Linked DNA regions of Homo sapiens: all the other regions are linked to region 1. A link is a loop called in an ENCODE intact Hi-C map of the cell type or tissue named here. Cell type or tissue: IMR-90. All regions are shown on one strand.

Evidence for each region. A loop is a pair of places that touch in the nucleus more often than their neighbours do. Peaks named below come from ENCODE experiments on the same cell type or tissue, not always from the same donor. Only the 100,000 strongest peaks of a DNase experiment are listed, where the experiment ranks them.
Region 2: a loop joins it to region 1, with 4 times the contacts of the local background. A loop is called at or near these places in 4 of 110 quality-filtered maps.
Region 3: it touches region 1 in a loop (8-fold over the local background); 36 of 110 quality-filtered maps call a loop at or near these places.

The regions. Positions count from the first base shown.
Region 1 is chr6:83,217,795-83,225,794 of GRCh38, reverse strand. It overlaps ME1 (malic enzyme 1), which reads left to right. Exons shown (of 14, transcript NM_002395.6): 12 at 1,862-2,035. Among named protein-coding and RNA genes, the nearest start is that of RWDD2A, 28 kb to the right of the region's middle. In IMR-90, a CTCF peak has its summit at 3,724 (motif pointing left); a DNase peak (open chromatin) is centred at 4,294; H3K27ac peaks cover 306 bases.
Region 2 is chr6:83,376,936-83,384,935 of GRCh38, reverse strand. All of the region lies in intron 3 of ME1 (malic enzyme 1), which reads left to right. Among named protein-coding and RNA genes, the nearest start is that of ME1, 50 kb to the left of the region's middle. In IMR-90, a CTCF peak has its summit at 4,041; DNase peaks (open chromatin) are centred at 3,865, 5,735 and 6,105; H3K27ac peaks cover 1,069 bases.
Region 3 is chr6:83,413,841-83,421,840 of GRCh38, reverse strand. All of the region lies in intron 1 of ME1 (malic enzyme 1), which reads left to right. Among named protein-coding and RNA genes, the nearest start is that of ME1, 13 kb to the left of the region's middle. In IMR-90, a CTCF peak has its summit at 3,765; a DNase peak (open chromatin) is centred at 3,750.

The DNA of each region.
Region 1 (8,000 bases):
TTTCTCAAATATAATTTTCCAAAACCTTTATATATGAAGTAATAATTTAGTTACATTAGAAAGTTGTTTATAACAAAATGTTTTATCTGCTAAAGAGCTTAAGGTATCAGACTTGTCTGAAAACAAAACCGAATTCTGTGCAAAACATAACAGTGTCTTATAAACAGCTAGATGAGAATTTGTTTTTCTGCCTCATCTATTTTCATCTTTTTGTCTCTCAAAGAAGGTTGAATTTCTGTTATACAACTTTAAGAACAACTAAAAGGTATATTATGACATTTGCTAAAAATAGGTTAATATTAATATCATTATTTAGACTCTAGATCCAAGAGATATGAAAGTTAAAACCCATTCTGTCATCGTTTAAACTATGCCTTGGGGATTTGATGCTTTAGACTTTTCAAATAGATTTCTTAGACTGTGATGCTTTATTTGTTTAGGGTTTCTGATTCCTACTTTGAAGCCTAAATACTCTCAACTAGATGTCCACTCTCACCATCACAGACAAATGTTCTTTTGATTAGCAATATGAAATGCAGCACCTAACAGGCCCTAGTTAATGCCTTTTTTTTTTTTTTTTTTTTTTTTTGAGATGGAGTCTCGCTCTGTCACCCAGGCTGGAGTGCAATGAATGGCACGATCTCGGCTCACTGCAACCTCCGCCTCCCAGTTTCAAGCAGTTCTCCTGCCTCAGCTTCCTGAGTAGCTGGGATTACAGGTGCCCACCACCACACCCAGCTAATTTTTGTATTTTTAGTAGAGATGGGCTTTCACCATGTTGGCCAGGCTGGTCTCCAACTCCTGACCTCAAGTCATCCACCCTCCTCGACCTCCCAAAGTGCTGGGATTACAGGCGTGAGCCACCGCGCCCAGCCAAGTTCATGCCTTTTTAAAGCAAGCAGTACATGAGATTCCTCAAAACAATTATGACAAAATATTAATACTAGGCAAAATGAAGACAATTGTTGAAAAATATTGATAACTTAATCTTCTTCTTCCTTGCCAATTCTACTCCTGCCAATGAGTTTGTTTCCTATGTGATTCTCCACATAACTATTTTATTTTATTTTATTTATTTATTATTATTATTATTTTTATTTTTTTTTTTTTTGAGCTGGAATCTTGCTTTGTCGCCCAGGCTGGAGTGCAGTGGTGTGATCTAGGCTCACTGCAACCTCTGCCTCCTGAGTTCAAGCGATTCTCCTGCCTCAGCCTCTCAAGTAGCTGGGCTTACAGGCACCCACCACCACTCCCCAGCCACTTTTTATATTTTTAGTAGAAATGGGGTTTCACCATGTTGGCCAGGCTGGTCTCAAACTCCTGACTTCAAGTGATCTGCCCCACTCGGCCTCCCAAAGTGCTGGGATTGCAGGCATGAGCCACTGTGCCTAGCCCACATAACTCTTTACAATATAGAAATATATATGATTTTCCCAGTTTTTATTTTGGAAATGTGTCGATTCCTAAACCCCAACCTAAAATATCATTATTTTCAATACTTAAATATTAGCCCATCATTTTTTATCTTCAGATGTCTATAATTGGAAGCCTATATAGAAATGGTTGATGAGCCTATCGGTTGAACCACTGCAGAGAATAGAGTGATGGTCTTAGGGCATCCTGTACTTTGCATGCTCCTCCTGGAAGTAAAGAGTAAGACAGAGAATAGTAATAATCACCCATTCCAGAACTGGTTGCACAACATCACAAAAGCTTGTCCAGACTTATTAGCAAGTTAATAAAAAACTAGACTTCTTTCTAAGTACTTATAATTTAGGCTGTGGGGTAGTTCTGTTATGATACATTTGTTTTAAAATATTCTGCTTCTTTTTAAAGTGAGTTGTATGTGTCTTTGTTGTAGGGACGTGCAATTTTTGCCAGTGGCAGTCCTTTTGATCCAGTCACTCTTCCAAATGGACAGACCCTATATCCTGGCCAAGGCAACAATTCCTATGTGTTCCCTGGAGTTGCTCTTGGTGTTGTGGCGTGTGGATTGAGGCAGATCACAGATAATATTTTCCTCACTACTGCTGAGGTATTGTAAAATCCTCTAAGTTTACCAAGGGTTTAAAATACCAAGTGTGCTCAGCCTAGGTTGTCTAATGTTTTATTTATCTAGCATCTCAGCTTACTCTCTGAAAGAAGTAAAGTCTGAAGAACTTCCCAGTGGAGTATAAGGGGTGGGTAGCATGTTCATACTGACTCACAAACGAAAGGTTCTTCTTCAGTAGTCATTAGAAAAATTGTGTTTTTGATTTCTTAAGAGGAACATTTTTGTGTCTTCACACATCAGATCAAGTTCTGTGACAGTGATGGGACAATTAAAAATATTGTTTCCAGGGCTGGGTGTGGTGGCTCATGCCCCTAATCCCAGCACTTTGGGAGGCTGAGGCAGGCAGATCACTTGAGCCCAGGAGTTCGAGGCCAGCTTGGCCAACATGGTGAAACTTCATCTCTACTAAAAATACAAACATTAGCCGGGCATGGTGGTGTGTGCCTGTGATCCCCCCTGACTCAAGAGGCTGAGGCAGGAGAATTGCTTGAATCCAGGAGGCAGAGGTTGCAGTGAGCTGCGATTGCACTACTGCACTGCATCCTGGGCTACAGAGCTAGATTGTTACCTAAAAAAAAGCAAAAACAAAATTGTTTCCAAATGATGATTAAGTGGTAAATATTTCCCTGTTGAGAACAGTGCTTAATAATGAATGGCATTTTGAAGGTTTAAAGTGAAAGTCTGATATGGTATAGTGGACATGTTTATTATTCAGGGTTCAGTACAGGAGACAGAAACCACCCTAGTATTTAAGCAGAAATTAGATCAAAATAGGAAATTAGTTGTTTATAAAATCATTAAAAGAATAGGAGAAGTGAGCTCTGTCTGGGCCTTGAGGAAAGATTCTCAGAACATCACAAAGCAGGCCCACTGGGGAATCTTGTACTGTCATGAAACTGTGAAAGATCTGAGATTTTACTCTACTTGCAAGCTAACAAGTTAGCCACAATTTCATAGATATTGACAGAAGACATGAAACTCTTAGGTCAGAGACAAAGGACTTTGATAATTCCTGGCACAAGAGATATCATGAGCTGCATGTTCCTATCAGTTTCCCTCCTCCTCCCAAGCCTCAGCAGGATGATACGGTGATTGGGCATATATTTATAAAATCATGAGCTTTTTGATAATCATCAGGTTGATGTTCATCAGGTTGATATCATGTTTCAGATTTGAACAGGTAACCATTTATGGATGAGAAACTTGAGTGAATTTCTTTTCTTACGATTAAACCTTTGCAGCTGAACTGATCCAAAGAACTTGATTGATATTCAAATATTTTTATCCTGCAAATATTTTTTCCATTGTGAAGAGGAACCCCAAGAATGTAGACAAAGATTCTTATGTTACTGATGTGATCTAAAGGAGCATAATCTTGGTGGCTAGCACCCGGTGTCATTCTATGAGAACAGATGCTTGGAAGCAATAATGTTCTCCTGTCGTTTTCTTCACTGCATTAAAAAGCATGCCAGCTGATGTCACAGGTTTTCTTTAACTCAGAAAATCTTGTTAAACATAAATGGATGTCTAATTACTAAGAGAGCATGTAAAAGTAGCTTTTGCATTAAGGAAAATGTAATCATTGTCTTTTAGAATAGGCACATCAGAGTTTTGGTTACCTGCAGTAGTCAGTGTTTTCTTTCTTAAATAACTCTAGCACCCTCTAGTGACAAATTCCGTGAAAAATATTTTCAGTTTACTCTCCAAGAAAAGTAATAATCACTACCAAAAAACACTTTGAAGGAAAAAAAAAATGTGGTGTTGTCAACATACCACATCACTAATTCTTATCATAGCTAGTGATCTCTCTGGCTGCATCTCTTGGCCTTTCTACTGGTTTTCTCTTAGGCTTCAACACAATATTCCTGTTTTTTATATCATCTAAATTATGTCCCACTCATTATTTTCCTTGTCTCCTTTTCATCTCCCTTTTAAGTAAGAGTTTTTTTTCTAGCATTCATTTTTTGTTACCAGTTTTTTCTTCTCTTTTTCTTATGCTTTCAAAGATCTCATTCATTCATTCATTTCTATTATCTTCATTCTAGTAGTGGCCAAATCTGTGTATCTCTATTCTCATCTTTTTCCATATCTCCAGTTGCCTGTTGGGTAATTCCACAGACATGCCCTACTGTGTCCTTAAACACAACATTATGAAAGCCTTCCTTATCTTTCCTCACTGTCAGCATTCACATTTTTATTAGTGATACCCCCTTTCCAAGCAGGCAGCAAAGCTTAGAAGCTTGACATTCTTTTCATTCTCCCTCATCCCATAGCCTTCAAACACACCATGCATATGTATGCCTGTGTAACTGCTTTATCTCTTATCCTGTCTGGAAAGACCTGAGAATTATTCTCCAATGATCTAAGCTTCTCCTTTAGGGTACTGCTTAAATACCACCACATCCTGGAATCTTTTTGTGACAAGTCTAGCTCATCTTGATCTTTCTCCGTAGCCATGACTGTCTTTATTACACACTTTGACATTTAATTTTATTTCTGGTTATGATACACTCCTGAGAGCTTCCTATTGTAAAAGATTAGGTGTTGCCTTTATAACTAAATTGTAGATTATCTTTTTTTTTTGAGACGGAGTCTCGCTCTGTTGCCAAGCTGGAGTGTAGTGGTGTGATCTTGGCCCACTGCAACCTCCAACTCCCTGGTTCAAGCAATACTCCTGCCTCAGCCTCCCAAGTATCTGGGATTACAGGCACAATGCCAATACGCCCAGCTAATTTTTGTATTTTTAGTAGAGACGGGGTTTCACCATGTTGGCCAGACTGGTCTCGATCTCTTGACCTTGTGATCAGCCTGACTCGGCCTCCCAAAGTGCTGGGATTATAGGCATGAGCCACCGCGCCTGGCCTGTAGATTATCTTTTTTAAAGACAGAGAGTCTTCCATATACTTCTTTTAAAACTTCAGTAGTATCTAGCACCATGCTAGGCACAAAGCAGAAAATTAGTAAATACTTTTTGAATAGGATTAAATAGAATGAGTCATGTATCTTAGCAAGAGGAATAAATACAATACCACAAACGTTCACTACCAGATGGCCCCAAAAAGAAGAAAAGTACTTCTTGTCTAGATTATATTTTGTAGTTAACAAAAGTAACATATAGGAGATATTTCTGAATATTTTGTTTTGCAACCACAAATTTAATAACTGTTAGGATTATTGTCAAAATACTAGTTGAATCTCTTATGGAACTAGAAATGTCATGGGTTAGCACCAATCTCAAAGAATATTTCTGGACATTTTTATATCATGAAGAGATTTTTGGCTTTCCTGGCACTATAGACAGTCTTCTGGACCTCTGGTGATCAGCCCTCCTGGCCCTGTGTGGTCTGTAGTGTATCCTGGGAATAGACTCCTCACATCCTGTTCACACCTGGGAGACAAATCTCAGCCTCCTATCTTCACACCACTTCTCCTGAATCACAGGCTGGTGTCTTCTCATCTGCCTTGCTCCACTCCTTTCTGATATCTGCTCAGAGGACCCTTTAGATAATCATCATGGACAGTCACACATGGAGAGTAAGGATTCAGAATGATTCTTCTTTACTCAGCTATCCTGTGACTGTCTCCAATCTCTTTAAAATGACATTTGTGTGACATCCTAGAGAAGAAACAATGAAATTGAATGCCAGCAGTGTCCTGGTGTTTATAGGTGGAATACACATATTATGTCATATAAATAGTTGAAAAAACTTGAAGTTGATTCGTTATAGAACTTGCCCCCAAATCAAATAGCTAACAATCTATACACTGTAGAGCCAGATCTGACACCAGAAGCTATTTTGCTTCCATTTGGCCATGTGGGCTGCCTATTGGTTCTTTTTTAAAACAAAATAGCTGGCCAGATGCAGTGGCTCACGTCTGTAATCCCAACACTTTGGAAAGCTGAGGTAGGTGGATCGCTTGAGCTCAGGAGTTTGAGACCAGCCTGGCCAACATGGTGAAACCCTATCTCTGCTAAAAATACAAAAAAAAAAAAAAAAAAATTAGTTGGGCATGATGGCACACAGCTGTTGTCTCAGCTACTCGGGAGTCTGAGGCGGCAGAATCACCCAAGCTAAGGGAGATTGCCTACACTCCAGCGTAGGCAATCTGAGTGAGACCCTGTTTCACATACATACATACATACATACATAAAACAAAATAGCTAAGTTTAATTGAATACTTTTCTGACAGACACTGTCTGTGGTAAATTGTTTGCTGGCATTTATTTCATTCAATCCTTATGAATTAGGAAGTATTATTAGTCCTGTATTACTGATGAGAAAACTGAGGTCTAAAAAGGTTAATTAATTTGCCCAAATACAAAACAGACAGTAATTGATGGAATTAGAATTCAAACATAGGTCTACCTCACACCAGAGCCTGAGCCTTCAACCACCATGCTCTGACATCTTTTTAACATTGTGCTATTCATTTTGTTCTATCCAATTAAATACCAATACCTGACACCCAGAAAAGTTTTTGCTTTAACATCTAAGAAATTATTATTTAAATCTGCCACATCTCCTTTGCAGAACAACAAGAATTAATAAAGTTTTTTAAAAGTTTCAATTCAGTGGAGCAATTAACATAAAATGGTTTTATTTTGCCCCAGTCATTGTTTTAAATCATTCTCCACCAGCTCTCCCTCTTGTTTCTCTTAGTGCCATTTCGGTAAGAGCCCATAACTTTCAGTTCACTCATTCTTTTAATATTCTTTTAATTAAATACCTAACATATGCTAGGCATTATTCTGAGTGCTGAGAATACATCAGTGAACAACAATTAAACATCTGTGCAGTTCAAAATGTTATATCCAATTCAAATGTCATGTCCTCTCCCTGCAGTAGGAGAGGCCTGCAGTAGCAGTTAGAGAAAACCCATCTGTTCTTTTACTCTTTCTCTGAAGCTAGCACTTTGAGGAATTTGGGGGGAAATGTTTGGCTCGACTCTGAGAAACCTCCTCCCTCTTTTTGTTAAAGACTACTTCTTCAAATACGTTGGAGAAAAGAAGGAAGGGCATGGAAAAGGGCAAACATCTCTTTTATTAACTCGATTATTAACTCCACTAATTCTCTCTGGCAGGGTCCAAATCTGGCCCTCTGATGTAGGATGTCTGGCTTCAGCCTAGCTTCCTTACACTTCTTCAGGTCCCCAGGGATGCAGAGGCCTCCTCTGCTATGGCCGCTTGACCTTGGAAACTCATGTACCCATACCAGATCCACTGATGGGAATGTATACAGCTTACAGCCACCCTGTCTGTCTGGCTCTCCCTTTCCCATTCTCTTCTCTGCTTAAGTACACATACCTATAACTGCTCACGCTGAGGAGGGGAAAAGAATGCCCCCCAGTCTTTCCTTGAGGACACCATAAGCCTTTAAGAAGGAGTAGCATGCACCAAGAAGAGGGGAGGAAAAAGCCACTACATTACCCAGTAGGCCAAACCATGGTTCCAGCAAATTTCCCTGCCTCTCACTAGCTCAGCCTTCTGGAAGGGGGTGGCTGTGGTTTGTGGGGTTGGCAGGGCTGATTCTACTTTCTGAGGTAGATGGCAAGCCCCACTTGTTTGGTGACTTCCTGATAGTGTGGAATAGTTAACGTATCTTTGTCCTGAAGTTTGGGACCCTGATGACCAATTCTAGGGCAAACATCCTGTTACAAAGGCAAGAAATTAATGAGTTAAATGATGAGTTTATTATAAAATTATGGTCAACACCCTACAATTATATGTTATAATATTTTGTATAATATGTAGAGCAATACTAATCAAACAAATAGTTATACTAGTAACTTTACCTCCTTCTCCTTTCCATCTTACCTCTGCCTAAATGTCCCTGGTCAGAAGTCCTTAGTCACCGACGGGATTTAACTCCAAACTCCTTTTTTGACATTGATAATGCTCCAGTCCTTATTTCTGTACCCAGACCCTCTGCTCCCCCAGGTCAGGACA
Region 2 (8,000 bases), 160 kb before region 1:
CACAACCAGGTCATCTTTGACAAAGTCAACAATAACAAACAATGGAGAAAGGACTCCCTATTCAATAAATGGTGCTAGGATAACTGGCTAGCAACATGTAGAATATTGAAACAGAATCCCTTCCTTTCACAATTAACTCAAGATAGATTAAAGGCTTAAATGTAAAACCTAAAACTATAAAACACTAGAAGAAAACTTAAGAAATACCATTCTGGACATTGGCCTTGGCAAATAATTTATGACTAAGTTCCCAAAAGCAACTGCAACAAAAACGAAAAAAGGACCCTAATTAAAGAGCTTCTGCACAGCAAAAGAAACTATTAAAAGAATAAACAGACAACCTACAGATTGGGAGAAAATATTCACAAACTATGCATCTGACAAAGCTCTAATATCCAGAATCTATTAATATAAGGAACTTAAATTTACAAGCAAAAACCAAACAATCCCATTAAAAAGTGGGCAAAAAACAGACACTTCTCAAAAGAAGACATGAAAAACTGTTCAACATCAGTAATCATCAGAGAAGTGCAAATCAAAACCACAGTGAGATACCATCTCACACCAGTCACAATGACTATTATTAAAAAGTTAAAAAAAATCAGATGTTGGTGAGGTTACAAAGAAAAGAAATGCTCGTACACTGCTGGTGGGAATGTAAATTATTTTAGCCACTGTAGAAAGCAGTTTGGAGATTTCTCAAATAACTGAAAACTGAACTACCATTCAACCCAGCAATCCCATTATTGGGTATATACCCAAAGGAAAATAAACCATTCGACCAAAAAGACACATGCACTGGTATGTTCGTTGTAGCATTATTCACAATAGCAAAGACATGGAATCAACCTAGATGCCCACCAGCAGTGGATTGGATAAAGAAAATGTGGTGCGTATACACATAGAATACTACACAGCCATAAAAAGAATGAAATCATGTACTTTGCAGCAACATGGGTGCAGCAAATTGTCAATTTTAACTCAATACTATATGTTTTATTGTATATTTTGTAATAATATTTTATCTTTGCTATGGTAAAATTTATAAAATAGTTGATAGAAGGATTCCAAATTAAATGTTATCTACTTAAATCCTTAAGGATATCAAATTTTATTTTTTTCTAAGCAAAGAAGTTTCTCATTTAACAGTATAAACCCTGATCTTAATATGATTGGTGGCTGAATTAATGGCATTTATAATAATTTGGAGAATATCATATTTTACAAAAATAGTGCTGCCTTGTGAAATAAAACATTTTCACTATGAAATGAGGTAATTTATTTTAAAAGCTGAAAATGTGCAAGTATATTATTTCCCTCTTTAAATAAGTTCATTTTTATTGTCAACGTGCCAAATAAATGCCATCTGCCTGATGAGATCAGTGTTACCTTAGGATTCTTTCCAGTGCTTTTTACCATGAAAAGTACTTTGGAGTTTATCAGAACAACAGTCTATTTATACTTAATTAATTGGGTGCTTGTACTAGTTTTAAAGTGAATAAATGAAGAAGAGGTTATATAAAATTATTTTCTGTACATTTTGAGTCCACATTTATTTGGAAACAATAGTTGAGCTGTGATATGTAGAGATTGAGTCAGTAACATTTGCTATTTGTTGATTTTTAAAACCTGCTCATTTTATAATGTAAAACAATCATTCAGAGGAAAGTATCACCAGATAGTAAGTGCCAGAGTTGGGGCTTGAACTTGTTTTCTTCCTCCTAATACTTTGCATTAGTAAGAGTCCTCCAGAGAAAAAAAACCAATAGTATATATGTGTGTGTGTATGTATGTATGTATATGTGTGTATATGTATGTGTGTATACATTTTAAGGAGTTGTCCCATGAGGCTCGCAAGTCTAAAATCTGCAGTTTGAGTCTGAAGACAGTCTGCTGGCAGAATTTCCTCTTTTTCGGGGGAGGTCAGTCTTTTTTAATAAGATTTCAGCTGACTGGATGAGGCCCATACACATTGTGGAAGGTAATCTGTTTTATTCAGAATCTACTGATTTAAATATTAGTATCATCTAAAAACTACCTTCATGGAAACATTTAGAATGTTTGACCAAACATCTGGGTACTATGCCTAGCTAGGTTGACACATGAAAATAGCCAATACATATTCCTAGACCAATCTTGAGTCTTCTTATCTTAGATTGATTATGTTTTCCAACTCTACTCTGAGTTGCTCAGAGAAGCAGCACTCTTATCATGTAGCTCCTTGGACCTTTCCCTATTGATTAATATGTGTTCTGATTTTCAAAAGGTAAAATGATGTATTATGTTTGTTAATTAAGATTATTTTCTCAAATACTGGAGTGTTTACTTGTGAAGAGTTTCATATATTGCTTTTCAGAGGAGCTTAATTCTAGCAGATATTTCTTAGGAATATTGCTCTACTATGGTTTCACTTTTAAAAGTTCCTAATACTGACTGGATTAATTATAGTAATTTAACATTTAAACCTAATTTTAGAAATTGTCAGATAATATTATTGACCATTCAATTCTTCCGGAAGATTCTTGCTTTTTCTTCCCAACCTTGCCATTTCTTTACAGTCTTTTAAATTATTGACTATGCTTATTATTTCCCTTCTCCTTCCTTCCTTTACCAGAAATTTATTGAGCGTCCACTGCATGCCAGGCACTTTACCAAGCATTGAGAATAGGTAAATAAAGACTTAATTTCTGCATTTGTGGAATTTACAGGTAATATTCAAGTGAACAAAGAAATACATGAGTACTGTTTGTGTTATGAAGGAAATGAACAGAGGACAATGATAAACAATAACAGGGGATTTCCTTTCACAGTATAGTTAGGGAAGTGCCTGTAAGGAGATAGTTTAGGCTGCCGCTTGAAGGATAAGGAAGCAGCTTGTGAAAATCAGGGAAAAAAAAAAGGAAAAAATAAAAACCTTTGAGCCTGAGGGGATAGCTTGTTCAAAAGATCTGGGACTGGGGAGGTGGCATGAGATGAAGTTTGAGGTAGACAGCAGTCTCATGCAGGGTGTGTGGGTCATGATAGAGTTTCATTATAAAGCTTAATCCATTTAAAAAGCCATTGAATATTCAAAGTAGACAGCATCTAACTAAAGTTTTAAAAGATTACTCTGGCTGCCATGTGGATAAAATATTAGAAATGAGAGCTAGAATGGAATGGAAAGGGCACTAAGAAGACTTGCAGTATTGGATCCCTTTCCAATTCTTAATTGCTTTGAATGCACTTGATCCTCTTAAGATATGGAGCAAGGAAATCAAGAAAAGCTGTAAGCTAACAGAGTTGCCAATAGCAGCAACCAGTTCACATGGGAATAATTCCACAGTCTTGTAGTCCTGTACTGATGGCTATAGGTAGGTGAGGTGATAGGGATATGGACACACAGCATGTAGGTATATACACAGACTCTAAATACATCAGCTGGAGATAAGAAGGTCTCCTGTACATAAGACTTTCTCAAGCTTGCAGTAAGCTGAGATTGCACCACTGCACTCCAGCCTGGGCAACAGAGCGAGACTCCGTCTCAAAAAAAAAAAAAAAGAATTTCTTAAGCTTGCAGGCTTAATATAGTTCATTTTATTTATAGCCCAAGTCAATCACCTCACTATCTTGTCCTTTACTCACTGTACAAATCCATCCTGAACCAATCCTTTCTTGCCCTCCCAGAAGAGCCAATTAGATCATGTTCTATGAAGCCAGTAAGTATTGTTCATTTCATTTCTGTGCACCTATTTTTTAATTAAAATATTATTAATGTGGGGGTGGAGTGCTATAATTCTGCCTGCACAGTTCAATTTCGGCTGGGCCTTCTGCTCCTCAGTGTTTCATTCCAGCTGTGTTTTTGGCTCATCTCACTCTTGCAGTTACAAGAATGTAAACACTCTGCAGCCTTATCCTCCTTATCTCAGATATTTCTCTCCATGTTCCCCATGAATTCATTGGTTCAGCTTTTTATTTCCATGAACTATATCTAATACATTTCCTTTCTTCAATTATTTCCTTCTTAATCTGTTCAGCTAACTGCAGTGATCCATTCCACCCACTAAAATGTTGGTTCTTGCCAAGGTTTTATTCTGGGTTCTATTTTCTTTTTATTCTATATATTCTCTTAGTCACATGTAATTGGAGAATTTCCAAGTCAATATTTGTAGCCTAGATTTCTTTTCCTAAGATTATTACTCGTATTTTCAACTACTAAGTAGCTCATCTTAATATGGCAAACAACTACTTCCACTTACCCACTCCCCAGCCTAACATCCCAGGCTCCCAGGTTTTCTAACATTGTAAGGTGCAACATCATTCATTCAGTTACTAAAGCAAACACCTCAGAGATAATCAGGATTTTTTCCCCTTCCTTTCCCTTTTTGAGCATTAGAAATTGTATCCCTTAATTATCTATTGAGTCTCTTTTGTCCTTTCAATCCCCATTGCCACTTTTTTTTAGCTAGGTTCTTCTTGTTTCTTTCCTGGACTACTACTGCATATTTACCCTTGAAGACTGTCAAAAGGGAGTGGATTTTCAAAAAGATATATCTAATTATGTCATTCTCCTGACTAAAATAACTGAATGGCTCCCCATTTCCCCCATGATAAAATTCAAACTCTTTAGCATGATATTCAAGGATTTTTGTAATTTGACTTCTTTGCCTGCTTCTCTGTCATCTCTTTCCTATTCCTCCCACTCATGTCCCTACCCCAAGTTGAATGCCCTCGAAATCCCCTGGGCATTTTCACAATCTATTTCATATTGATGGTGTAGTAACTGACTTTCTTTTCTATCTACTGACTGATTTTTTTCTTGAGGGTAGCAACTCTGTATCTTTCAGCTATACCCCTGAACTTAGTAGAATTAGCAATTTTTGTTAAGTGAATAAATGGGCAATAAACTATGACAAACATTGCCAGCCTTGTATGTGCTTTGGACCTGAAGAGGGTTGGTTTGAATCCCTCCATTTCTTCTTACTAAATGTCTCATCTGAACTTTAGTTTCCTCTTCTGTAAAATGAGTATTGTTACTTTGTTTAAGTAAAATGTTCCCTCTTAAACCTTTCTTTTGACAAGAGGTATATAGAACTTAAAAACTGATTTATCTACAATTCAAATGTACGTACAGTTCTCAAATATCAAATTCTTTCTTATAAAGCAGAAGTTTCTACGTATTGAAACTTAGTTTGAAACGTGATTACAGAAATTATCATTGGAACATAATTGGTTTAATGTTATAACATGTATTTAGTAATATATAATAATGGAAAAGGATGGATGTCATCTGACTCATCAACTAAAAAAATAATTTTAAGAACTGGATTTCAAAAAACCAAGCAAATGTAAATTATGTATTATAAATATCATTAATGAAGATATTTCTAAGACACTAACAAATCAAGATTCATATAAAAATTACTGAAAACGGTGTTTACAAGCATTCATAGAATGCAAAGGAAGCTATTATGTTATTCTGTCTCACGACTAGTATATCATATTTAGTACCTTAAAGGAAATACAAGTATTTCTGAAGACAGGTGGAAAGTGTTAAATCTAAGTGATAATTTAAACTATATAAAGTTTCTCAAGAAAGTCCTCACCCAGAAAACAATCTATTTTATATTGGGGAGTTCTTTCTTTTTCACATGAGCAGATGAGGTCACTAATTTTTCTAGTAAGATAAATAAGATACTGATGTTGTAGATTTCTTTTTGCAAAGATTATTTCTTTACCAAATTTAGCTTGTGACTTATCTTGCAGTTATAAGACATTCCTAACATGTGACTGTTAAAGTCTTGGAGATGGTAGTATGGTTTCTTTATTACTTTTCATTATTTCTCATGCAACAAAATAGAGCAGAGTTTATTTTAAAATGTGAAAAGTTACACTAATGAAATTCATTTTATTAGTGTTGAAAATAAGGAAGTAATTAGAGCATTTCTATAATAAATAAGTAACCATCATGAGCAATGCCAAAGAATATATTGAACTGTTTTCTTCTTGCTTTTATTTGGAAATGAGGTACATGCTAGAAAACAATACAAAACAAAAACCTCAAGCAATCCCAGAGGGCAGTCTTCTTTAGTTTGTACCCAGAGAAAACCACTAATGACTATGGTAGGAAGAATTCCTTGTGGTTGGAAAACAGATGAACAAGTTGCTGAAAGTCTCATTTATGTATTAAGCCAGTTCAGTCAGTTTGAGAGTTACATGAAGGATTTCTGTTGTCCAAGTATCTGCTAACTGCCACATTGAATTGGTTAAAAAAAAAAAAAAAAGAGGAAGAAAGAAAAAACCTTCCCTCTCATGTCTTCTCCAATCAATGGACAAATATAAATATCTGAATAAAGAAGATACCTTCTAGTTTGATACTTTAACAATATAGCAAACTGTCTTCGGCAAAGATTATTTCTGACTCATTCAACCTGATTTACAGGCATATGTAACTTTCATTGTATCTAGTTTTTGTCAGGGTCTATATGAGAAAAAAATACCAAGTAGAGAAAATTCTTTTATATCTTTCATTGAAACTGTGGTTAGAAACAATGTCTACAATGTTGTTCAATGTGCTTTATATAAAGACCCATTTGATAAATTCCTCTCAAAATCAAAGAAATGCCTTTTTTTCTTCTTTCTCTCTTGCTAGAATTGAGAACTAATTCAGTTTTTCCTATTGAGCTTTGCCTATATACTATTTTATGCTCAATTATAGTAGTTTTCTTTAGAACATCTTTTTCCTGTCTTTTCCCCACCCCCCCATTGTATTAATTATTTTTAATGAATGAGTCTTGCAAACACACATTTTAGATAGTTGTTAGCCCTTGAGTTCCTCCTAGGCTCAGTGGAGGGCTCGTGTCCTTTAAAAAAAATAATCTGACCCACTTTAGCAGAGTCTCACACTTTCTTCCTCCCCTGGGTATGGGGCACCTTACTGCAGCTCAGAGAAAACAGAGTAAATCTTGCCTGTCTTCTGGATCTCTGTGGTTCCTCTCATTTTTCTATGGTTTGAATAATTTCATGATTTTACTGAATCTGTGACTTTATTAATTATTGCCTCAAACCTTTTTAAATTTATTTGAATCCACTAGCAATTTATTTTAGTTTAAATGGAAAAAAAAGATCACAAACTAAAACCATAATTTGAGTCTTTGTTTTTTAAAAATACTTTCTAAACACCAATCCCTTTGCCTTCCCAGCTATGAACATAGTTAATTAGCAAGATCTTGGGGAAATCTGAAGGCTGAGATCCCAAAGGCTTCATATACATTTTTTTTCAAATAATTATTTACCAACCTAGTACCTCTCCCTTTTAAATTAAATTATTATATTATATATTTGGGAGTTTAAAAGTTTAAGTTATTTTGATTGCCAGTATGCTGCCAAATATTGGGTTAAATTTAAGTATTTCCAAAAACTATGCTCTCAAGTCTGCAATTGCATGTTTGAGAGTGACTGGTAATTTCATCAATGCCAGATGATTATCATTCCTCTTTCTGAAAAGACATTTTTGATAGAAAGTTGTTTTTTTCTTTCTTATTACTAAATGTCAAAGAGTTTTGTTTAGCAGTGTCACTTAATTCTTAGAACTGTTTCCAAGTCATGTGCCAAAAAACATGTAGAGATATATTATGGAAACTTATTTTTAATTGATGTGCCAGTTGACAACTAGATTATATTCTCCTTCAAAATTGTTGAAAGCAAAGAATTAGAAGCCACTTGAATTTCAAAAGGATTTGTTACCCCATCATCATAATCATCACTTTTTAAATTTCTGAAAACTGTCTCCAAAAGTCTTTACCAAGATTTTTCAAATGGTCTAATATCTGTTATTTTTTCACTTAAAGTCATTTAATCTGAGATACTTATAAAGGGTTGGGAAAATTAAAATATTAGTTTTGATACATTTCCACAGTATAAACTTTTTCAGTATGAAATGTGTGTATCTTACACTTTTGTCATAAACTTGAAGTTACAGATTTCATTCCTTGATGTATTGGAAAATACTTGCCATGTAACCT
Region 3 (8,000 bases), 200 kb before region 1:
GGCATCTGTCGTGGTTATTGCTTCTGCCATCCCCGTGGGATTACCTGGGAGTTGGGACTAGAGAGGTGGAAAAGAATATTGGATGTTCTTCCTTCTCTGACCTTTAAGCACCCCCTTTCTGATTCTTGGACCAGAAAGATAAGGCTTCTCTTGGCAGTCTTTGTACACAATCAATTGCACTTCCAGCTTTTCTGCTGCTTTTGAGTCAAGGCCAGTTGATTACAGCAGAGAGAAAAAAAAGCCAGGCCATATTGGAGGAAAAAATGCCAGGAAACTTAATCTGGTTTTGTCGTACTTTAGATTCTAATCTTCTTCCTTAGTTCTTCTGCTATCATGTATTTTTCAGTCTTCAAATAGCTGCTCAACGCATTCTATACAAGGATTATTGTTGGATTTAGTGGGAGAGACAAGGTATACTATAGCTACCACTTTGCACAGAACCAGACCCTCAGGTTGTTATTTTTAAGGTATGAATGTGTGAAACTCAGTCTAACTTGATTTTAAGTTCGGAGAAGAAAAATACCAGGCAATTGGTTCCCAAATGTACACTCAACATTTTTTCCCTTTTTACTGGGTACATAGTTGCTATACCAATCAATATTAATAATAAAGATTATTGTGTGGAAATGGTTCATGTAAGACAAAAACTCTATACATAATTTATAAAATGTCTGTGTTCTAAGGATTTAGAAAGAAGTTTTGCCTTTTTGATATCTACATACTTCATTTGTGCCCCTTTTTGTGCTGTGAAGGAGAAGAGCAAGTTCGACGTTCAGAATTTCTTTGGGGTTCCCTCTCTTGGCTTTGGGCCCCCCCTCCCTGTCTGCATACAGGGAAGCTTCTTTCTTTCTTTCCCCTTCTTTTGTGCCTATTAAACTGTCCACTACTTAAAACCAAAAAAACAAAAAACTAAAAACAAAAAAACAAAAAACAAAAACAAAAACAACAACAACAAAAAAACCCAACAACAACAACAAAAATTTCTCTGTGGATGTGGGAAGGAGTGTTATACTGTTTTGCATCATAGATTTATCTTTCAACATAGTTGCTCTTAGGGCCTGGAATGTAGTAGGTATTCTGTAATAATTTGTTGAATGAATGAATCAGGGATTATTCTTGAAGTAACACTGTTTTACCTTGCAGATATTGCTATAACCTCTCAGGAGTTCACATCCTACCTTGTGGGATAAATGCACAATAACCTCTTTTATATGCTGTTGAATGTGTGTTGGAGAATCTCTTTTCCTTAATGGGTATAAGGATGACCACTATATCATTTAGGATTAGGTTTTGCTACATATAACAAAAAAGCAAAATAAAAGTGAGTTAACTAAGATACAGCTTAATTAAGATAAACTGTTCTGTGGGTCCACAAAGTCATCAGGAACGTAGGCTTCTCTTTTGCTGCTCTGTCATCTTCAGGATCACTTCATGGTCCTAACTGAGTATGTAGGTCTAAAGATACCACCTACAGACTGGGCGCAGTGGCTTATGCCTGTAATCCAAGCACTTTGGGAGGCTGAGGCAGGCGGATCACTTCAGGTCAGGAGTTCGAGGCCAGCCTGGCCAACATGGTGAAATTCCATCTCTACTAAAAATATAAAAATTAGCTGGGCATGGCGGTGGGCGCCTGTAGTCCCAGCTACTTGGGAGGCTGAGACAGGAGAATCACTTGAACCCAGGAGGTGAAGGTTGCAGTGAACCAAGATCGCACCACTGCACTCCAGCCTCGGTGACAGTGCAAGGCTCCGTCTCAAAAGAAAAAAAAAAGATACCACCTACACATTCCAAGATGGCTGCTGGAAGAAATGAGAGAATTACAAGAAGGCCTGCTTTTCAGTGAAGTCCCCTCTTTTAAAGTAGCCTTCCCCACATTTCACATGATACTTCCACTTAGGACTCATTGTTCAGTACTCTGTCATATGGTCACATATAACTACAGGGGAGTCAGGAAATGTCTTTTATTTAATGCATTGCCACCCCAAATAATATTAGGATTCTGTTCCTGGAAAGGAAGAGGGAAATAGATGTTGTCGTAGGCAATTAGCAGTCTCTACCATAGCCAGAGCTGCCAGAAGCAAAAGGAATGAGATTTAATAAATGAAAATATTAAATATGAATGTAATATTCTTGAAAATTGAGGTGAATGGTTCTTAATATTTTAAAAATAGTCTTATAGATTCGCTTTATAAAAATAAGATATAATAATGTGAAAAGTATGTCTGCCACTTCTGTGTCTGGGCTAGCTGGTTCCCCTCCCTAAAGGCAACCACTGTTGCCAGTGACCAGTGTTTTCATTATATACTAGAGATATTGTATGAAGTATTTTTTAAAGTTAATTTTCATAAGTTAAAATGTTATTGATACAGGACATGAATCAGATATGCCCTTAGTGTGGTAGATAGGAGATAATGTTATAAAGAAAAATGTTTCAGGTGGGAGTATGTATGTGAATTTTATAGAGACACCGAAAACAGATTAAGAATCATGATATCAGGTTGAGCCATCTATGATTTGCCTGGTAGTCTGAAACTAGTTCTGAAGCATTGTTCTACCCACCACCTTTTGTTTTTTTAAAATCTGAGCTAGCCTTAGTATGTGGATTCCTTAATACGGTGAGTGATAAACATGCGGGTTGGCTATTGCTAAACTCACAACATTTTTATGAAATGGAATAACTAGTCAGGAAAGGTACTGGGGCTTCCCATACTTAGGATAATGTTTGAAACTTCTTACCTGGTTAACTAGGACTTGCCCACTCAGGTTCGTACCTTTCTTTCTAGTGCTCATCTTTTATCATTTCTCACAGTTGGTGCAGTTTCCTTCCCTACGCTTTCCCTGAGAAGCCAAGCTTTTCTGCATTAGGGGTTATATACATGCTGTTTCTTCTCTACCTACCCCCAACTTTTCACCTGGTCAACTGCTACTCTTTCTAGTCATCCTTCAGATTGCATTTTGACATTACTCCTCAGTGAACTATTTCTCTAACTGTCTAAATTAAGTTCTTCCTTTTCTTTTCCCTGTACTTATCACAATTGTTATAGTTATTTGTGTAGCTTTTCATATAATATCCTGTTAAGCTCTTTATATTGTAAGCCTAATGAGACTATGGATCATACCTGACAAGCCACTGTTTCGTTGGGGTAGTTCCTGTATGCATTGTAAGCATTCACTCAATGATATCTGTGAGTGTGATGATTAATTTTATCTGTCAACTTGCTTAAGCCACAGGGTGCACAGACATTTGTTCAAACATTACTCTTGTAACTCTTGTAGTGTCAGTGAGAGTGTTTCTGGATAAGATGAACATTTGAACTGAGTAAAGCAGATTGCCCTCCCTAATGTGGGTGGGCCTCATCCAATCAGTTAAAGGACGAAAAAGCTGAGTAAGAGGGAACTTCTCCTGCCTGACTGTCCTGAAGCTGGGACATCAAATTTTTCCTGCCCTTGGACTCAAACTAAAATGTGGGCTCTTCCTGGGTCTTGAACCTCCTGGCTTTCAGACTGGATCTACACCATTACCATTGGCTCTCTTGGGTCTCTAGCTTGCTGGCAGCAGGTCTTTGGACTTGTCAGCCTCCATAATCATGTGAGCCAATTATACTATTTCTCTCATAATAAATCTCTTCATATATATAAAGGTTCAGTTTCTTAGGAAAACTGACCAATACAGCGAGCTTCACAACCGCCCATAAAGTAACTGTAAAAGCAGAGAGAAAACATTTCTGCAAATCTCCACAGTGGATCTGAAGCAAGAAAGCCATCTTGTGGTGTTTCTGGGAATATCATGTCTGAGGTATATATCCCTTAAGAAACTGAAACAGTCCTCTGCAACAGTTTTCAACATATTTTGTGCCAAAGGCACAAAAGTTGGAAAGTTGATGAAGTCTGTGGTCTCCTTAAATCAATGATTTTAAATAAACAGTATACATAATATTACAAAGGAAACCACTTGTAATTAAATATAGGTATCAAAATATTAACAAATATATTTACAAGTGTGTATTGTAAGATATATTCCTCTTTATTGAAGACTCATATAGCAAGATAATATATTTAAATATGGGCAATTTAAAGTAAAGTTTTATTTTTTAAAGAGATCAATATCAAGGTTGTCTGCATGACTGGCCTGTGTGCCTGTTCATGTTATTAAAAAAAGTTGGGCCTGGCGTTGTAGCTCATGCCTGTAATCCCAGTACTTTGGGAGGCCAAGGCGGGTGGATCACAAGGTCAAGAGATCGAGACCATCCTGGCCAACATGGTGAAACCCCGTCTCTACTAAAAATACAAAAATTAGCTGTGCATGGTGGCACGCGCCTGTAGTCCCACCTGCTTAGGAGGCTGAGGCAGGAGAATGGCTTGAACCTGGGTGGCGGAGGTTGCAATGATCCGAGATCACGCCACTTCACTCTAGCCTGGGCGACAAAGTGAGACTCCGTCTCAAAACAACAACAACAACAACAACAACAAAAAACAACAAAAAAAACATGTTAGTTAGGCACAGTGGCTCCTGTAATCCCAGCACTTTGGGAGGCCAAGGGAGGAAGACTGCTTGAGGACAAAGGACAGGAATTTGAGATCAATCAGGGCAACATAGTGAGACCCTGTCTCAAAAAAAAATTTTTTTTCCAGATGTGGTGGTGTATGCGTATAGTTCCAGCTACTCAAGAAGCTAAGGCAAGAGGATTGCTTGAGCCCAGGAATTCGAGGCTGCAGTGAGCTATGATTATACTACCGCACTCTATCCTGGGCAACAGACTGTCTCTAAACAAAGCAAAACAAAGCAAAACAAAACCTTATTGCAGATCTAAAGCTACAGTAATTTCAAAGTAATGAAGAACATGAATGTTATTTCCAGATACATGCCACAGATGTAACATGGCATAAAAATAATTGTTATTTCTATTATGACAAAGACACAGAAACTACTTTTTTTTTTTTTTTTTTAGACAAATCTCACTCTGTCACCCAGCCTGGAGTGCAGTGGCATGATCTTGACTCACTGCAGCTTTGACTTCCCGGGCCAAAGACATCCTACCACCTCTGCCTCCCAAGTAGCTGGGACTACAGGTGCATGCCACCACACCCAGCTAATTTTTTTCTACTTTTTTTTTGTAGAGATGGGGATCTCACTATGTTGCCCAGGCTGGTCTCGCACTCCTGAGCTCAAGCGATCCTCCTGCCTTGGCCTCCCAAACTGCTGGGATTAGAGGCGTGAGTCACTGTGCCTGGCCAGGAACTACTATTATGTCTCTTGTTTATTTCATTTAAAATGGAAGGAAATACTAAATCTCATAGAGTTTGTGAAAAAGATGTCCAAGTTCAGGCCTCCTTAATTACTCATCCATACCTTGAGGATCTGTGATTAGGTCTGTGAATTTTAAGTTAAAAGCCTCTGATAGGGGGCTAAATTGGTTCTTCACCAGAAGCACTGACCTTGGTCTCTGAAAACTGATTCTTAAACTCAGAGGCTTTCAGACAATACTGAAATGTGAAGAATAAAAGTCAATATTCATGTAGCATGTGCATATTAGTGACTTTATTTTAAAACTTTGTACCATAAGCATTTATATAACACTTTATAATTTACGTAGGATGCAAAAACACCTGGTCTCATTTTTTTCTTCCCAACAACCCAGTGAAACACACATAACATGTACTATGTGTTCAGTAAATAGTTGATTAGTCTTATTTAGCAGATGCAATAATTGAGGCAAATCTCCATTTAACCCTTAACACCTTAAATATTTGCTCAAAATCAAGTGTTAAATAATATCTACTTGTGACTCAAACTTGACAAATGGTATACCCTTTAGTCTTATGTTGCTATTCAGTCATATTTGTTGGTGAAGTGTGCATCTAAATTTCTAGTGTATGGCTTATTACAATCTATTAAATACCAAAAATGTACTGAATAGCTGCCTACAACAAATAATTGTCTGTCCTAAAATGTCACTAGTACCAAGATTGAGAAACCTGGTCAAGATGAAAGTACTTTAAAAAATCCCCATAAACTCTGGCACTTATGCTGATATGTAGATATATATTTTGGTCAAACCAAAGTTGATCTTGAATGCCTGGTTTAAAGTCAATGAAAAAACTTGTTAATAGTGGATTAGTTTAATTAAATGATTTCCTAAGGTATATGTGGAAAGCTTAATTATTATTTGGGAGATTTTTAAATCATGAGCACTCTTTGTACTATTGCATAAATAAATCTTTGTTTGAAATTTGAATTCGGTGATTTGGTTATTCAAAATAGAACTACACAGAACCGAACTACAGAGTACTGAAAATTTGTTTCACATTAATGTATTTATACATCCATTTGCTTATTTAAAATTTATTAAGGCCCTGCTCCATCCCGACATTGTACTAGGTGCTGTCATACAAATATGAATAGTATAGTGCCTGTCTTCCAGACCTGGGTAAAATGGCAGGTAAGCAGAAACAATGAACTATGGGACATTCTATGATAGAATTATCCCTTGAAGGAGATCATTATTCAGGAATAGGCAAAGGACACAGGAAGAAACAGACATTTGCAACTTCGTGTGTAAATTAATTGGTAATTAAATGTGTTGGAATTGCTGTCTAATGTTCATAGTCTGCAGATTCTTCTATTAGCTTGAAGAGTTAAGAAATCAAGACACAATAGAGGATTATTTTATAATTCTGATCTTTCTGGTTCATTATATGAGTAATCACTATACACACTATCATAGGCATAGAGGATTTTGTCACATATATAAGATTTTAAAAAATAGTATAAAGGTACGTATGATAACTAGGAAGTCTATTGGCAACCAGTGGTTTATTTGGATTATTCATACACGTTTCAATTGAAGATCTTAAATTTTGATTTTTCATCATTTGTGTCCATTGCTAGTTTCAGGTATTTACTGAGAAGTCTCAATCTGCTTATTTAACAGATACTTTTCTCTATTGGTTTAGTGACAGTGAAATTTGCCTTACAACTTGTTATGATAAAATAGTGCTCCATCTTGCTGAAAAGCTTTTGAAATTTTTCAAATGATTTCAATGATTTCAAGAGATATATTTGGGAAAATTTAGTGTTGACATTGTTGGCTAACAATTTTTCAGCCTTACAAAGAATCTATAACGATCAGTAATAAGACTTTTAAGTGAGAAATACTTAAACCTCTCATCCAATGTTTTAAAAACCCATTTGCTCTCTTAGGTAGAGGTGTTCTTTCTTTTTTTAAAAAAAAATTTAAGCAAACATGTCATTTAAATCACAAAATTGTTACACTTGCTTATATCCTATATTCATACCTCAATGAAATAATTTTGGGGTACTATAAAGTGATATTTTGCTGTAAATTTTAGGGTATCAAAGGCCAAGACTTAGCTGAATATATTTTAGATATATTGTTATAATCATTAACAGGTTAAAATTACTTTATATCAGATATGAGTAAAAATTAATTACTATGGAATGAAAGCAAATGATCTTTTGTGTAAAGAAGCTGTGTTTAATATATTGTTGGCCTTAAATAATTGGTTTTCTGTCCTTTAAAGGAGACTAATAAAGAATTTGTTTGTATAGTTAAATGCATTCAAAGTAATTATTTTTATATGATTATTTTCTGATGTAAACTTTACCGTGTAAATACATATGTCATCTGGCTGATTTTTTTTGGGGGGGAAATGAGGTTGGATACCACCATAAAAATAAATTTTTTTAGTTTTTTTTTTTTTTTTTTTTCAAGATGGGGTCTTGCTCTGTCACCCAGGCTGGAGTGCAATGGTGTGATCTCAGCTCATTGCAACCTTAACCTCCCAGGATCAAATGATCTTCCCACCTCAGCCTCTTGAGTAGCTGGGACCACAGGCATGCACCACCATACCTGGCTAATTTATTTTCAATTTTTGTGGAGGTAGTATCTCCCTGTGTTTCCCAGGTTGGTGTTGCACTCCTGGGCTCAAGCCATCCTTCTGCTTTACCCTCCCAATGTGCTGGGATTACAGGTGTGAGG